Linked DNA regions of Homo sapiens: region 2 is linked to region 1. Evidence: chromatin contacts called from ENCODE Hi-C or POLR2A ChIA-PET data. All regions are on one chromosome and are shown on one strand. Each heading gives the region's core, a stretch centred on a gene start or an enhancer-like site at or near the end of the contact. The rest is flanking DNA. Distances are from core to core; before and after follow the strand shown. Region 1 holds the start of FBXW5 (F-box and WD repeat domain containing 5). Region 2 overlaps TRAF2 (TNF receptor associated factor 2).

What was found. A loop is a pair of places that touch in the nucleus more often than their neighbours do. ChIA-PET counts read pairs that join two places held with the same protein, here RNA polymerase II (POLR2A). Pooled maps may share reads with other maps.
Region 2: a loop to region 1 is called in a map of B cell, with 11 times the contacts of the local background. The contact joins the enhancer-like site here to the promoter of FBXW5 in region 1. A Hi-C loop is called at or near these places in 16 of 168 maps with a recorded cell type or tissue (B cell, CD4-positive, alpha-beta memory T cell, PC-9 and 10 more), 26 of 37 single-sample maps with no recorded cell type and 27 of 50 pooled maps. POLR2A ChIA-PET finds 5 or more read pairs at or near these places in 16 of 52 experiments (A549, CD4-positive, alpha-beta memory T cell, Caco-2 and 12 more).

Annotation. Positions count from the first base shown.
Region 1 is chr9:136,943,015-136,945,987 of GRCh38, reverse strand. FBXW5 (F-box and WD repeat domain containing 5) reads left to right here and starts at 1,250. Exons shown (of 9, transcript NM_018998.4): 1 at 1,250-1,394; 2 at 1,882-2,097; 3 at 2,482-2,639. The coding sequence starts at 1,905. It overlaps C8G (complement C8 gamma chain), which reads right to left and starts at 745. Exons shown (of 7, transcript NM_000606.3): 1 at 530-745; 2 at 218-354; 3 at 1-59. The coding sequence starts at 667. RefSeq lists silencers at 1,207-1,786, 2,167-2,236 and an enhancer at 2,072-2,837.
Region 2 is chr9:136,901,234-136,904,206 of GRCh38, reverse strand. All of the region lies in intron 4 of TRAF2 (TNF receptor associated factor 2), which reads right to left. Among named protein-coding and RNA genes, the nearest start is that of MIR4479, 16 kb to the right of the region's middle. RefSeq lists enhancers at 1,415-1,874, 2,105-2,424. Within about 2 kb of position 1,591, at least 35 of the 41 ENCODE cell types and tissues checked have a DNase peak (open chromatin) inside an H3K27ac peak, as active enhancers do; they include B cell, GM12878, PC-9 and 5 more, where a contact is called at or near this core.

The DNA of each region.
Region 1 (2,973 bases), core at 1-2,500:
AGCGGCCGAGGACCCCTGTGTCTCCATAGAGCTGGCGCACCTGCCAGCAGATCCCATCCCTGGGGGGGCGGGGAGGAGGCACCACAGGCTGGGAGACCCCAACCAGGAATCCTAGTCCAGGCCACAGCCGGGGTGGGGTCAGGGGCCAGAGCAGGGCTGAAGTCCGGGGGCTGAGAGGAGGGTTGGGGTTAGGGTGCAGGGCTGCTCTGGGACTCACAGCTTTCGGAAGGTACTGACAGCCATGGCTGTGCCCTGGGGAGCCACATGCAGTGTGGTGGCCTCGGCCCGGTGGCCCTGCTCCTGCAGGAAACGGCAAGCGGAGCCCACAGCCACAAGGAGCCAGGTCCCTGCAAACTGGGGGCAGACCATGGGAGAACTCGAGGGCACTGTGGGAGGGCCCCTCACCTGCTTCCCTCTACACCCCCCACAACTTCACCTGCTTCCCTCTCCCCCGCAACAACTTCTACCTGTCTCCCTCTACCCCTCCCACAACTTCTACCTGCCTCCCTCTACCCCCCCCAACTTCTACCTGCTGAGCATCAAAATTGGCCTTGGGCTGGATGGTGCTGATGGGGGATGCGGGCCGGCGTGGCCTCTGAGGCTTCTGGCCCAGCGAGCCAGCTGCCAGGAGCAGAGTCAAGAGGGTCGCAGTCCCAGGGGGCAGCATGGTGGCGGCAGCAGGGTGGCAGGACTGTGGGAGGCCAAGGGTAGCACCACCAAGTCCCAGGACAGAGTCTACTCTGCTGTCACAGAGCCCAGCCCAGGAAGTCCATGTCCATCCGTTGCCTCCCCACCCCCCACCTCCAGCCTCCTCGTGAGCCTAGCTTCGATCTGCACTTCCTGGCAGGGCCCTGGCACCATGTCCTATGTACAAAGTCCGAGTTGACCTCTGGCTGTTTATCCATTTCTCCTGCACCCCTGATTTCCACCGACAGTCCTTAGCCCTTTACACGTTATCTTCCTTAAACCATCACCCAGTGGTCTTATCTCCATGGCCAACGTCACGGGGTTCATGAAGCCACTTGCTCAGGGCCCGGCAACAGGGAGCGCCGGAGGCGGGTCCCGAACCAGCGTTCGTTGAGCCTCGCCTGCAACCCCGCCCACGACCGCCGCCCGCTGGCCACAAGGGGCGCTGTTCCCAATGCGCCCGAGTGCGCGCAGGCGCACAAAGAAAAGCCGGCCAGGCCGCCGGAGCCCAAGGCGCAGGCGCACGAGGGGCGGATGCGGGCTACCCGCGCGCTCTGCCTTCCTCGGCCATCGATGCCTCGGGGCTCGTGGCGTCGGGCCTGGCGGGCTCCCCGTTGGGCGGGGGCGGCGGTCCGAGCGGCTGCGGCAGCGGAAGCGGGTCCGGGTCGCGCAGGGCGGGGGCGGCGCAGCGGGCGGAGGCGGCCGTGGTGAGTGCGCCTGCGGCCCTCGGGGGTCCCGCCTTGTCGTCCCCGCCCGCCTTGGGCGAGTGCAGGAGCCCCGAGGCCGCCCGTGCGCTCGTCCCCGCCGTCCGCCCCGAGCCCGCCGGGCAGAGCTGCTCCAGGGCCGCAGGGCGGAGGCCACTGCCTGGCCGCCCCGAGCTTCCTCTCGGCGGAAGCCCGTCCCCGGACGGCGCCTGGTGTCCCCGTGCCTCGCGTGCGGCGGTCCGGGCCCTGGCGGGCTGAGGGGCGCCCGCTGCCGGCCGCAGGAGGCCGGGGGATGACGCGGCGGAGAGGGGCCGGCCCGGCCCGCCCGGAGCTGCCGGGTCCTTGGTTGGGCGGCGGTACCCGGGCGTCCCCTGCAGACACGCAGCCCCGTGGAACTCCCGGCGGGACGGTTGGGGCTGGAGGAACAGGACGCCCGCTCTCGGCCTCCCTTCCCGGGCCTGGGCTGAGGGCAGCCGTTGGTGGGTTTCAGGGCCGCCTGGGCAGAATGTCACGATGGACGAGGGCGGCACGCCCCTGCTCCCCGACAGCCTGGTCTACCAGATCTTCCTGAGCCTGGGCCCGGCCGACGTGCTGGCCGCCGGGCTGGTGTGCCGCCAATGGCAGGCCGTGTCGCGGGACGAGTTCCTGTGGAGGGAGCAGTTCTACCGCTACTACCAGGTGGCCCGCGACGTGCCCCGACACCCAGGTCAGTGGCGTGTGGGGCCCCTACCCACGTTCTGCAGCCAGGGCCCCGGGCCCCTGCGCTTGGGGGTCAGCCTGGCTGGGGGCCCGCCCCGCGGCCCCGCGTGTCCATGCTCACCCCCCCACACCCTGATAGAGGCCTGTCAGGACACAGCGCAGGCGCCCCTCAGAGCTTGGAGGCCAGAGGGTTCATTGGGTCACTTGGGGGGTGGGGGGTACAGGGGTCTCTGTGAGCTACAGGGTTGAATCCCCCAGCCGAGGCCTATGCCATGACTAGTGGGTTCCAGGGGCACCACGGGGCCTGCCAGGACTGCTGGGGCCACACTCGGCTCATGGCCGTGACTGCGAGGAAGGCCCGGGCCCAGGACTGACAACTGCCCACCCGCAGCGGCCATGTCCTGGTACGAGGAGTTCCAGCGGCTGTATGACACGGTGCCCTGCGTGGAGGTGCAGACGCTGCGGGAACACACAGACCAGGTCCTGCACCTCAGCTTCTCCCATTCCGGGTACCAGTTCGCGTCCTGCTCCAAGGACTGCACTGTGAAGGTGAGGACGGCCAGGTGTCCTGCACACCCCACCCAGCTCTGCCGCAGCACGGAGGTCCCAGGACCCAGGCGTTCCAACCAGGTGGTGGTGGGGGGGGGGGTGGGTCAGGCCAGAGGTGACAGCAGCCTCCCTGCATCCAGCGGAGGGACCACAGAGGATCAGGAGCGGTGCAGGGTGGCCCTGAGTGCTGAGGAGAGGGTCCCACACACAGCCGCCTGCTTCAGGGGCAGGCTCCTCCGCTCTATACCAATGCCCCCCGAGTGGATGACAGTGGCTGGAAGGGGTCCCTGCTCCCTGGTGGCCTCTGAGTAGGGCTGGCAGAGCTGGGGCCTCA
Region 2 (2,973 bases), core at 342-2,841, 42 kb after region 1:
TAAAATGCTCATAGGTGAAATGATATGACATCTTCATTTGCTTTAAAATAAGCCAGAAAAGAAAAAAATGTGTGTGGGGGGTTGAAGGGCTGAAAGTAGGCTGGCGAAGGCTGGCAGGTGCTGCGGGGCAGCATGTAGGCCTGTGGGGCAGCGGCACACCTCTACTCTCAGCCTCACTGCTCAGATGCGCTGCATGCTCGAAATGTCAAAAATAAAATCTTTCTTGGCTGGGCGCGGTGGCTCACGCCTGTAATCCCAGCACTTTGGGAGGCCGAGGCAGGCGGATCACGAGGTCAGGAGATCGAGACCATCCTGGCTAACATGGTGAAACCCCATCTCTACTAAAAATACAAAAAAATTAGCCGGGAGTGGTGGGGGCGCCTGTAGTCCCAGCTACTCAGGAGGCTGAGGCAGGAAGAATGGTGTGAACCCGGGAGGCGGAGCTTGCAGTGAGCCGAGATCGCACCACTGCACTCCAGTCTGGGTGACAGAGTGAGACTCCATCGCAAAAAACAACAAACAAACAAACAAAAAAAACCTTTCTCTTGGCACTCGGTACTTGAAATCTCCAGTGGGACCAGGGTTGTCCTGCAGCAGATACATCTACACCAGCACCATCTGTCTCAGTCTTCTCCCCACCCACAGCAGACACAGTTTAAAAAAAAAAAAATCAATATTTATTCAGCCAGAATTCAAACTACACATTTGACGCAAATACAGTCGTCATCCCTCTGAATGTCACTAGAATGTCCATGAGGCCGAGCATACTTGGCTTTTCCTGGCCTTTCCGCTGCTCGTGCAGCCAGCCTATGTCCTCTCTGGAAAGTCTCCCCGCACCCCCGCATCCAGCTGCCAGAACGAGTAGCTCAGGGGCCCACTGGGGAATTCAGTTCTGCTATTGGCACTCAGCAAGCACTCCATCAACATTTACCTAAAGTTTTAAAATTATTCGATTTGGCCAGGTGCAGTGGCTTATGCCAGGAATCTCAGCACTTTGGGAGGCCAAGGTGGATGGATCACTTGAGGTAAGGAGTTCAAGACCAGCCTGGCCAACGTGGTAAAACCCCATCTCTACTAGAAATATAAAAAATTAGCCGGATGTGGTGGCAGGCGCCTGTAGGCTGAGGCAGAAGAATCACTTGAACCTGGGAGGTGGAGGCTGCAGTGAGCCGAGGTCACGCCACTGCACTCTAGCCTGGACAACAGAGCAAGACCGTCTCAAAAAAATAAAAATAAATAAATAAAATCATTCAGTTCCTAGAAAGGCATCATTGCAAAGGACAAACATTCAAAAGCTAAGCAGGATTTTCCCCTTTTCCAATAAAGTTCCGACCATCAAGGAGGAAAGGCAGCCTTAGCCTCCGTACTGTGTTTACAATAAGGCCCCAACTAGCAGCACACTCCGAGCACCCGGAGAGCAAAGAGAGGCGGCTCCGAGGGGCAGAGCGGCTCCCAACTGTATAGACGGGTTGATTTCCGTCCCCATGTGTGACATTTACAGCCAGTGAGAGGTTTTATCAACAAAATCAAAGGCCACAGCCAAGTTATTCCAGAGCAGTGCCCGCCCCTCCCACATGACCAAACCCGGCTCCTCTCAGGGACTTTCCAGAGCTCTCAAAGGTGCAGCCAGGGACTTTCCACCCTGCGTGCCTGCAGGACCGCGTGGCGCCCCAGGCCAGGGGCTGGCTATAGTCCTTGGCCCTCAGCCGGAGGCCCTCATAATTGTCAATGTGGCATCCCATGAGCCTGGAGGTGGCAGAGACCCCAGAGGACTCAGGGTCCAGTGCAGAGCTGGAAACTATTATCCCACCTGTCCCCCAGACACTCCTCAGTCCTCTCAAAGGGTGGCATGGCGCATAGCACCCCTACTCCCTGCAGCCAGCTGGTACCCCAACCCTCCCAGGGAGACCCTGACCCTGGGCCACCTCCCCAGGGAGCCATCTCCCTTGCAGACAGCACTGGGCAATGACCAAGCTGCATCTCTTTCAAGGAGCAGGGAGTGGGGGGTACAATGCCATGCGCCACAGCCGTTTGTGCGGCAGAGCCACACAGGAGCCTAGAAAGCTTTGCATCGCACGTCGTGGCTGAGGGCGGTCTGGCATCTCTGCCCACAGAGGTAGGAGTCTCACTCTAGGGCAGTGCCCTGGAGCTACCGCTCCGTGTCCAGGACGCAATCCCCGTGCTAGGGAGGAAAGCACATCTTGTTCACCCCAGACACAGCTGGGGCAGTTCTTCTGAAAAAACGAAACTTGGAGCCCAAAGACCACAAAGCAGAGTCTGTCAAAAGATCGTGGGAGGTGTGGCCAGGCTCACAGGGTGGGGAGTGGGCGAGGAGAAGAGGGAGGCGTGGCCAGGCTCACAGGGCGGGGAGCAGGAGAGGAGAAACACACAGTAATGCAGGTCCAATTCCAACCCAGCCGGTAACACCCCAGGGTCCGGCTGAGCAGGAGATCCCAGCTCTGGCCCGGGCAGGAAGCTCCCCTAAGTGCAGAAAGCCAGGATTCTGAGCAAACAGCCCTCACAGCCTCACCAACCTGGGGCTGGATTGGATGGCATCAAGGTACTGCCTCATTCCAATGTATGACTCGGTACTCACTGAACAATGACCCCTGTCTCCTCCATTCTACTTCCTGTACCCATGGATCTGATGACTCTAAGGGTGGCCCCTAAGTGGAATCACAGAGGATCTGTCCTTTGGTAACTGGCTCATGTCACTCAGCACACTGTCCTCAGAGTTCATCCCTGGGGTGTGTGTGTCCGAATCGCCTTCCTTTTTAAGGCTGAATCATATCCCACTGTGTGCACAGATCACACTTCCCGTGTTTATCCATTCATCCGCAGACACTGGGCTGCCTCTACCTTTGGGCTCTGTGGACAGTGTTACTCCAGGAATCCTGTACAAGGATCCCAGAGAGAAACCTCTTAAAGGGCATTCATTACAAGAAGGAAGACTGCATAACTTGGCGAGCTGTA